Regions from separate parts of the Homo sapiens genome. Here region 1 is linked to region 2. Evidence: chromatin loops called from intact Hi-C (ENCODE). Cell type or tissue: psoas muscle. All regions are shown on one strand. Links, peaks and the distances in the headings refer to the core of each region. The heading gives the core; the rest is flanking DNA. Region 1 holds the start of CTSE (cathepsin E). Region 2 holds the start of LOC105372857 (a long non-coding RNA gene).

The links. A loop is a pair of places that touch in the nucleus more often than their neighbours do. Peaks named below come from ENCODE experiments on the same cell type or tissue, not always from the same donor. Only the 100,000 strongest peaks of a DNase experiment are listed, where the experiment ranks them.
Region 1: a loop joins it to region 2, with 5 times the contacts of the local background. A loop is called at or near these places in 4 of 110 quality-filtered maps.

Annotation. Positions count from the first base shown.
Region 1 is chr1:206,019,535-206,024,912 of GRCh38, forward strand. CTSE (cathepsin E) reads right to left here and starts at 4,361. Exons shown (of 9, transcript NM_001910.4): 1 at 4,190-4,361; 2 at 3,367-3,523; 3 at 2,616-2,733; 4 at 1,515-1,633. The coding sequence starts at 4,257. In psoas muscle, for the core only: no CTCF peak of the experiment used is centred there; no DNase peak of the experiment used is centred there.
Region 2 is chr1:206,069,941-206,075,318 of GRCh38, forward strand. All of the region lies in intron 1 of RHEX (regulator of hemoglobinization and erythroid cell expansion), which reads left to right. LOC105372857 (a long non-coding RNA gene) reads right to left here and starts at 2,414. Exons shown (of 3, transcript XR_922473.3): 1 at 2,374-2,414. In psoas muscle, for the core only: no CTCF peak of the experiment used is centred there; no DNase peak of the experiment used is centred there.

The DNA.
Region 1 (5,378 bases), core at 214-5,213, 50 kb before region 2:
CCAGGTGAGCCAACAGATACGTGACAAGCTATAGGCTTGAATTCCCCTTTCTATGCTAATTTCAGTCCCTTCCCTGCATCTCAGAGGTTACTGTGATGATCAGTTAGGGATGTAGCCTTCAAAATAGTCATTTTAACTTTTATATATATATTATATGTAATTAGATATATAATATATATGTATATGTCATAATATATATAGAATCTTATATATAACATAATATATACACATTACATATATATTGTGTTAATCTATTATATAATAGATTAACATATTATGTAATATATTATGTTAATCTATTATATAATAGGTTAATCTATTATATAATAGATTAACATAATATATTATGTAATATATTATTACATACAACATATTAATATATTATATAACACATACTATATTATTAATATAATACATTATATCAATTATATTCTATAATATATTATATATTATATAACATATATTAATGTAATGTATTACATATTATATTAATTATATAATATATAACATGTATTATATGATATAATTATGCAATTATTATATACTTTAATATGTTACATATTGTATCTATATAATATATACAGATGGATATATATTATATATACAAATATACTGTATATTACATATATTCATATATGGATATTATATATTATATATTATATATGTAATGTGTGTATACACACGCATACATAGTTCCAATAGAAAATACAGTACATTGTTTTATCTGTATGATATTTTTACATAGATGGTGTTTTTCTGCTTCTGGCATTCTTTCAGTTGATAATATGTCCTACTCCACCCACTCTAAGGGATGTTGATGAAGGCTGTGCCCTGCTGGCCTCGGGAATACCCCAGGGACCAACGTTCACCAGGAGTAGGTCAACCTCTCTTTCTCCCAAGGCCCAGGCATATATTGCTGTCTATAAGCCTGAAAAAGTACCTGGCTCTCTGTCCCCACATTTGTCTGATTCCCATAGTTCTAGGACCCATAGGACTTCAGAGGGAGTCAGAGGGTCAGAGGTCAGAGGGAGTTTGAGGAACAGCTCATGAGCTCAGCACTGAGTTCAGTTTGGACCTTGGCCTTTGGACAACTGGGCTTCTGCCTTGCCTCTGTGATTGGACTCCCATTTCAGACCTTGCCCCCTTATGTTACTGAGTCCAAATCTCTCCCCCTGGTGTGGACTTCTTTATCCTTCAAGACGGAGACGTGGTTTTATCTCCTCAATGCCCTAGAGACTGGAGATCCAGCTGTGCACCCTGCCACCAGGCTTTGTGCACTGGGCACTGCTTCCTGCCAGAGTCCCCCTGTGCTGCTCTCCCCCAGGGCCCAGCGTGCTGTGGAGACTGACCCACTGCCACCATCTCAGGTGGGGAGTGTTGCTTGCCCTTTCTCCTAGAAGTTAGTGCTAACCCCTGTTTCCACCCATTCCTGAGGCAGATTTGAAATGTAAGACCTCTGAATAAGTCTCCCAAGTTTCTGTCCAAGAGAGAAAAAATGAAGGACTTGCACTCACAGAGACTTGGTCGGCTCCAATGATCCCGGACAAGCTCCCGGTTCCATACTGAATGGAGAAAGATTGACCTGGCTGGCTGTATGTGCTGGACTGGGAAGGCTGGAACCTGCTGTGCGTCTCTGGAAAGAAGTGCACTGCTCTTGCTTATGCCATCGGCTCACTGGCTGCATCCCTGCCCTAATGCCACCCAGCCCCACAGCGGCAGGGTCTCTTCCCTCAGCTCTCAACACTGAGTGGGGGCCCCTAGAAGCCTGGTGATGCCCCTCCCTAATGAACAACTACATTTCCCTCTAGCTACAGATGTGGCCTAACTGGGGACCAAATAGCTATCCCTGAGCAAACCTGATTGTCCACAATGACCTCATGAGGCACACCAAGATAAGTGTCATTTATCAGGCGCCAGCCACAGTCCCTGCCACCCATTGTGGGTCAGAGGTTGGCTTCAAAAGAAACTCAGGGATAAACAATTGCCCCAGGAAATTACTCCCAACTTTTCTCCCAACCGATGGACATCTCTAGCCTTGGGGTTTCCAGAGACATTCTGTCTCTGGGACTTGTCCTGTATCGAACAAGACATCTTTCTGTAGCTCTTCTTTTCCAATCCTCACTGAAACTTCTGAGTTACCTCTGGACAAATGGACCCACCCATGCCATTGTGCCCCACCAGCCCCACCTGTGTGCACCAGGAGATAAGGCTACCAAGCCTCCTTGAAACAAGCAGACTATCTACACTAGAACCCGACTCACCTCCCTGCTCAGAAATAACCAATTAAATTAAACTTCCCCTACATTCCTTTGGGTGTTCCAAAGGAAGTGAGTCATTATGTCAAAGATTTCTCTTTTCAATGGCTTTCTTTCTATTAATTCTGATCAGTATGAAAGTTACTCTCTTGGACAGCAGCCACATTTTAGTTCTTCCTTGGCTTTGCTCTATCTCTGCTATAAGCAGTTCCACGGCTGACTCAAAGATGGAGAGTGGAAGCTGGTGTGGCAGGGATGGCCAGTTTCTGGAACCTAAGCCCCCCTTCCCCAGAGTACCAGGCTTGGCCTCCCAGGACTAGCCCCCAGACATTCTCTGCTGGTGCTCCTGGCCCCACTTACTGCAGGCTGGGCTAGTGCAGTACACAGAGGGGACCCAGAGGTTGGAGGAGCCAGTGTCGAAGATGACAGTGAAGTTCTGTGGTGGGGAGCCAATGGAGATAGTGCCGAAGTATTCCATCTGCAAGGAAGAGTGAGAAGGAAAGAGGGTGTGGGTGGTGGGGAGGGACAAGGGTGCTCACCAGGAAGCCAGGGGAAAGCTCCCAGGGGCCAGAGCCTGGGGTAATACAGACTGGAGTTTACAGAGCCTAGGAAGTGGCAACGCTGGAAAATAAAAGGTAAAAGGAGCAGAGAAATGGCCATGAAGGAGGAAATCAAACCAAGCCTCTGGCTACTTCATTTGATTTTACTTGCACTAACCTGATTCTTATAAATACATTGTAGGAGAGGCAGTGGAGGAAGAACCATCTGTTTTACAGACCAGGGAACTGGGGCTGGGAGAGGTTAAGTAACTTGCCTAAGGGTACACAGCCAGTAAGCTGCCCAGCTGAGAGCAGAAGCAGGGGCCTTCAGTGTGGGATGATGCTTTCACTCCCAGCCCTTTCCTTCTGCAGAGAACTCTGACATTTGGGTACATGGGGGCCTGCTTAGCCAACTCCATGGGGACCCAGGGAATCAGTCCCCATGGATCATCATCCAAGTGAAGAAATCCACAATGGCCTTCGGTGCTACTGATGTGGCACTGGCCATGCCCTAATGCTGGGCCTTCCTCCCGCTCCCACCTCTCCCCAGCCCTGACCCCAGGAGGCCTCACATCCAAGTAGTTGATGAGGGGTTCCTTGGCACTCTGGTCCATTGAGCAGGACTCGGTGAACTGGATCATGTCCAAATTATGGGATTTCCAGAACTCAGAGAGCTGGCTCCGTGCCCGCAGCTTCTTCTTGAGGGACGGATGCCTCCTGAGGGGCACCCTGGAGACAAACCCCCATGTAAGCAGGAGATGTACTTCTGCCTCCCTCTTCCCCCCATTCTCGTCCCATTTTCTCAGGGGCCAACTAGAGAAGATGGGGTGGGAGGGGGGGATCTGCAAGACAGCACGCAGGATACAGGTGGGATCAGCGTCCTCTCTGCCACTCAGCCTGCCCGGCCTCATCTCTGCCCTATAGAGTCTTAGAATCTTAGAGTGGAAATGGCTCCCCTCCTGGAGCTGAGGTCTTTGAGATCTAGGAAAATGGGAGATGTGGGGCGGTCTACAGTTTTACATGAACATCACGAAGGGCTGATTTAAAGGGACAGAAAAACTCTTGGGGACAGTGATGGTCAGTCCCCTGGGGAAGTCCTGGGGCGCTTTGAGCTACAAACCACAACTGCAGGTTCCTGCTCTTTTGCAACACAAGAAGACCCCTGGGACTTGGGAAGGCACCTCCGTGGAGGTGGAGGCAGGAGGATGACTTGTTGAGGACTGGAGATTAAGGCCATACACAGGCGGTCACTGGATGAGTCTCTTCCATGCATTGACGCAAGCCCTCAGCTTCTCCTCCTCTTCACCTCCCCATCAGCTTTCCTACCCCAGAGCAGCCCTGAGTTGCAGGGCATGGGACTACCCAGCTGAACACAGTGCGGGGACGTCTTCTCACCTGTGAAGGGATCCTTGGGCCTCTCCCAGCTCCAGGAGCACCAGCAGCAAAAGAAGGAGCGTTTTCATTGTGAGTCCGACCAGCAGCTTCTCCCTTGCCCCCTCCTTTCTTCTCTCCCCGAGGGCAGTGGGAACGGACTTTCCCTAACTCTCAGACCTGCCCAGCCCAGTCTGAGGGCCGAATGATAAGGCCCTGGAGTCATTAGCCATGCCCAGAGTAAATACGGCATGTGGAACAGGGCGTTCCCCCTGCACCTCTCCGTCCCTTTCCCACCTACAAGAGGAATATGAGTCTGCGGGGAGAACTTGGGAGTCCTCTGGGGCTTGGCTTCTCTCAGGGCTTTGGCACCTCCTCTGACCCCAAGAAACCCTGTTAATGAATCCGGAGGGCAGCACATGCCTGGCTGCCTGGAAAGGCCCACTGAACTCTTACTGCAAGTGCTCTAGCTGGAGACTCTGGAGGGGTGGGAGCTGACTTGTCATGGGTGGCAGGATTCTAACTCAAAATATTCGTCAGTCTGTTTTCTGGGTGATTCCTGTTCTCTCCTCAATCTCTCAAATGCTCCAAAGGCAGTTTATCCTTCCCTGGCCCACTTTGAAGCACAAACCAGCACTCCTCAAAGGCCCTGAAATGGGAAAATGTAGCTGCAGATTTATGGAGCCCACTCTCCTGACTCTAAGGACTTGATGAATCTGGGGCTGGGGCTCAGGGGTGTGTGGAGGAGAATGCAGGGGCAGCGAGGGAGGGTCAAGGGGGTCAGCGTCTACAGCAAGTGCCCGCATGAGTCTACTAAAGCGGCCATGACAAAGTACAGGGGGCTTAAACAACAGAAATTTATTTTCTCACTATTCTGGAGGCTGGAAGTCCAAGATCAAGGTGTTGGCAGACTTGGTTGCTTCGGAGGCCTCTCTCCTTGGCTTGCAGATGGCTGCCTTCTCTCTGTGTCTTCACATGGGTCTTCCCTCAGCGTGTGGCTGTGTCCACATCCACATTTCCTCTTCTTATAAGGACGCTAGTCATATTGGAGTAGGGCCCACCCTAATGACTGCGTTTACCCTTAATACCTCTTTAAAGACCCTATCTCCAAATACAGTCACGTTCTGAGGTACTAGGTGTTAGGACATCAACATGGATTTTGGAGGACAAAGTTCAGCCCTTAACAGTGCTCAGGGACAATAGGATCTTCTAT
Region 2 (5,378 bases), core at 128-5,127:
ATATGCTATTGTTTACATATGAAGATAACCACATATATGTATAAATTCACCGTTACTTTTTAGCAATACTATAAAATCCAACAGAAAAAAATAGCATTTACTATTAAAAAAAAAAAAAGAATTAGTCTTTGTGGGTTTGGGGCAAGCAACTGCCCTTCTCAGTTAGGATGGGGGAGTTCTGGACATTTCTAGCTAAAGCCCAGGGGTCAAGGGAATGATAAACTCCTCGGTCTTGAGCATTGAGAGAAATTCTACCAGCTCGCCCTCAGTAGAAGGGTCTATAGTCCTGCCCCTCACCCGCCTGGCAGGGAGAGCTGCCTTTCTCTCCTGCCATCCCCCTATATCCACGGCTTCTCTCAGAGGAGCTGCTGAGTGCATTTTGCAGAATGAGTGACTGGGCACTGCTTTTCCAGAAGATTCTCAGGAAATTCTGTTCGGTAGGCAGAAGCACTGCTAGACGTTTGGCTATGTGACTGTTGTTATCTCTCCTGGGAAAGCATAATTCTGGAAGGCTCTGAACATCCCCAAAGAAAAAAAAATGCATCTATGTTTTAACAAAGGCAGGGTCTTGGAACATGAAATGCTTTGCACAGTCCTGAGAGAAATCTCCCATGTGTCTGGAAATGAGGCTCACTTGCTCTCTTAATGTTTCTACTGTACTGGGGAATAGGAGAAGCCAGCTTCTCGTGTCCAGTGAGGAGGAATATTTTATCACTGAAATTTAGAATTGCTGGCGCCTGGTGACCATAAAAAGCAGACTGCCTTTAGTTGGTTTTATTATTTTTAAATCCTCCACAGACAATGCGCCCCTTGAATGCCAGATTCCAGGATGGACTGCTCCCACTACCCTCCCCACCACTGGTCACCCCTGTCCTATCAGCCGTCAGTCTTGGCCCTTCACTTACTGTGTACAACACTTGGCAAGGTAACTAATTTCTATAAGTCCAGGCTTTCTCACCTGTAAAATTGAAATAATAATGATATTGATTGATAGGTATTGGCTGATTTTATTAGGGTTCTCTAGAAGGACAGAACTAATAAGATATACGTATATATAAAGGGGAATTTATTAAGGAGTATTGACTCACACGATCACAAGGTGAAGTCTCACAATAGGCCATCTGTAAGATGAGGAACAAGGAAGCCAGCCGGAGTCCCAAAACCTCATAAGTAGGGAAGCCAACAGTGCAGCCTTCAGTCTGTGGTTGAAGGTCTGAGAGCCCCTGGCGCCCTACTGGTATAAGTCCAAGAGTCCAAAAGCTGAAGAACTTGGAGTCTAATGTTCAAGGGCAGGAAGAATCCAGCACGAGAGAAAGATGAAGGCCGGAAGACTCAGGCCAGTCTAGCCCTTCATGATTCCTCTGCCAGCTTTTATTCTAGCCACGCTGGCAGCAGATTAGATGGGTCCACCCGGATTGTGGGTGGGTCTGCTTCTCCCAGTCCACTGACTCAAATGTTAATCTCCTTTGGCAACATCCTCACAGACATACCCAGGAACAATACTTTGCGTCCTTCAATCCAATCAAATTGACACCCAATATTAACCATCATACTGATGATATTATATGATAATATTCTGTAAACTATAAGATGCTGTTGAAAATGCAAAAAAAAAAAAAAAAAAGGCATTGAGCAGTGACTCACATTTGTCATCCCAGCGCTTTGGGAGGGCAAGGTGAGAGGATCACTTAAGGCCAGGAGTTCAAGACCAGTCTGGGCAACATGGCGAGACCACATCTCTACAAAAAAATAATAAAAAGTAGCCAGGCCTGGTGGTGAATGCCTGTGGTCCTAGCTACTAGGGAAGCTGAGGCAGGAGGATCCCTTGAGCCCAGGAGGCTGAGACTGCAGTGAGCTATGATCATGCCACTGCACTCTAGCCTCGGTAACAAAGTGAGACGCCCCCTGTCCAACAACTCAAAAAAAAAAAAAAAAGAAAAAGAAAGTGTAAAAAATTAACAACTGATTGTAACTGATTATGTTATAAAGGATTATTTCCCATTGGTCAGTTGAATGGACTAAATCAGTAGGCGTATTTTGCCATCATTAGATGGAAGAAGCCATATGAGTTAAAACCCTTTTTTTTAGAACCTGTCTCAGGTACCATTTAGCAACAGATCTTCATAAACAGGAACGCAACAAATAAGTCTTTCATGCCGCCCCTAATTTTTCATTTCCTTAAGGAGCTGATGATCTAGGTAGGAATTTAAAACTGGCACAAAACAGTGGAAGAAAATCTAGCCCAGAAGGAAGAAAGGACACATTCAATGTACAAAGGTCCAAACATACAAAACTGATGAACATAGAAACATGGCCCTTATTCCAAGAGGATTCTTGTTTTTATAAGAGAATGGGCCGGGCGCGGTTGTTCACGCCTATAATCCCAGCACTTTGGGAGGCCGAGGTGGGTGGATCACAACGTCAAGAGTTCGAGACCATCCTGGCTAACACGGTGAAACCCTGTCTCTACTAAAAATACAAAAAAATTAGCCAGGCATAGTGGTAAGAGCCTGTAATCCTAGCTACTCGGGAGGCTGAGGCAGGAGAATAGCTTCAACCTGGGAGGCGGAGGTTGCAGTGAGCCGAGATCGTGCCACTGCACTCCAGCCTGGGCAACACAGCAAGACTCCATCTCAAAAAGAAAAAAAAGAGGATGTGTTTTAGGCTTTGTAAAAATACCATATTCCCGTAATGTACTCTGAAAATATGTTTCTGGGCATAGATATTAAAAACTCAATTTACTGAATTCCAGCATGTCCCCTGAAACACCACAACTGGAGGTGGTCTTTACTGCCCAAAGAAAGCAGGGTGACAGCCAGAAGCCCTAACATTTATGACTGCTCCTCATGGCTCAGCATCTGTATACACCCACCACATTCCTCCTGTGTCTTTTTTTTTTTTTTTTTTTTGAGACAGGGTCTCGCTCTGTCACCTAGGCTGGAGTGCAGTGGTGTGATCACAGCTCACGGCAACCTTAACCTTCTGGACTCAAGCAATCCCCCTCACCCCGCCTCAACCCCCCAAGTAGCTGGGACTATAAGCGTGCACTACCATGGGCAGCTAAGTTTTGTATTTTTGGTAGAGACAGGGTTTCGCCATATTCCCCAGGCTGGTCACAAACTCCTGGATTCAAGCAATCCACCTACCTTGGCCTCCCAAAGTGCTGAGATTACAGGCATAAGCCACCATGCCTGGCTCCTCCTGTGTCTTTACCAGGCCTTTGGGATCTCCTTGGCAGGCTCTACCTGTCTCTGATGTGGGAGCACCTCAGGGCTCTGTCCTGGCCCTTTGCCCTCTCACTCTACTCCCAAGGCTTCAGGTGCCATTTGCTTGCTGATGCCACTAAAATCTACATTGCCAGCAGCAGACAGGTGCATACATCTGTTTCCTGGACTCATCTTTTGGGCATATCATAGCAACAATCATGATGATGATGATAAACACTTGTATAGTCTTTAAGTGTGCCAGACACATTGTAAGTATTTCACATATATTAACTCATAACTCTCATTACTGCACTTGAGAAAGCTAGTATTATTATTATTATCATCTCTAAGAAGTGGAGTCACAGACAGCTTAGGTAACTTCTCCAAGATCACACAGCAATAAGGTGGAAGGGCCTGTTGGGCTTCGGAGTCTGAGTTTTTGTCACTATGCATACTGGGCCCCGTGTTCTCAAACTCAACACATCTGAAACGAAAGTATCCCGCTGTTCCTCCATGACTCCCTGTCTCGCGCAACCAACCCACTTGCCCAAGCTGGAAATCTGTGAGTCACCCTGGAATTCTCTCCTTCCCACCTCCATTCAAAGTAGTTCAATCACCAAATCCTATCATTTCTACCTCCTACATATTTAAAACATCCGTTTAATGGCCTCTTTATCTCCTCCAGTCTATTCTCCACATTGCAACCAGAGGGTTCCTCTAAAAAGAACTTAATCTTGCCTCCTTTTGACTGACCAACTAGCCTTCAATGGGCTAGCACTATCTGTCGGTTAAATCCAGACTCCTTAACACAGCAAACAAGGGCCTCCGTAATCCGGCCCATTCCCACCTTTGCAGCCTCATCACTCCTCACTGCCTCGTACCCGCTCCCCTCTATCTTGGCTGGCTCTCAGTTTTTCAAATGCACTGGGCACTTTCTCTCTCATGGGACTTTCTGCTCTTTCCTCTGCCCAGAATCCTCCCTCCACTCCCTAGATCAGAGTTGGGACCTTCTCTGACCAAAGACTGTGATAGGACCCTCTGCTGTATGTTCCTTGTCTCCTTTTAACTTTCCATAATAAAAAATTCATCACACCTCAGTGCAATTTTTTATCTAAAGTCTATGTTCCCAATAGCATGAGGATGGGGACAATGTCTATCTTCTTCAACTCTGTATCCCAGTGCTTAGCACAGAGCCACATATATAGTGGACTATCAAGAAATATCTGTAGAATGAATGAATGGATGAATAAATGAATGAATGTCAGAGCTACTTGGAGGGATGGCATACTGGCCATCATAGCAAAGCAAATGTTTTATATGATTCTTTTTAATATTAGCCTTATGAGATAGAATTCACATACCACACATTTCACCAATTAAAAGTGCACAGTTCCGTGGTTTTTAGTATATTCACAGAGTTATGCAACCACCCACTGTTGTGCGCCACCATCAATTTCAGGCCATTTTCATCACCCCTAAAGGAAACCCTGCACTCAGGAGTCATCCCCCATTTCCTTTATATTATTACAGGTTCGGTACCCCTACTCTGAAAATCTGAAATCTGAAATGCTCCAAAAGCTGGAACTTTTTGGGTGCTGACATGATGCCACAGGCAGAAAACTTCTAATTCGACCTCATGTGACAGGTCTCAGTCAAAATGTAGGCACAGAGCACACAGTTTATTCAACATTCCCAAAGGGAAAAAGACCCTCCCAGCCCCCTCATAGGTGATGTATTTTTTCTGCACGTGCCCAGGTTCCCTTCACCCAGGCACACCCACAAAGGGTAATAACAGGGCCAGACGTGTTAATGGCCCATTCCCACAATGCCCCACAGGGGGCCAAAACTGTGTGCATTACTCACTGTGTTTTTTTGCTCATTCTCTGCCTGTGGTGTAAATATATTGTTGAAAATGTCCAGAAGGCCTGCCAAATATCTCTATGGGTAACAGTGATAAGAAAAAGAGGAAGCATTCATGTTTATCTATAGCACGGAACATCAAGCTGCTGGAGAAACTGGACAGCAGTGTAAGTGTGTAGCATCTTGCTGGAAAGTATGGTGTTGGAATGGCCAACATATATGACATGAAGAAACAAGGATAAACTGTTGGAGTCCTGTGCTGAATATGATGAACAGAAGTTAATGAAAAATAGAAAAACACCGCATAAAGCT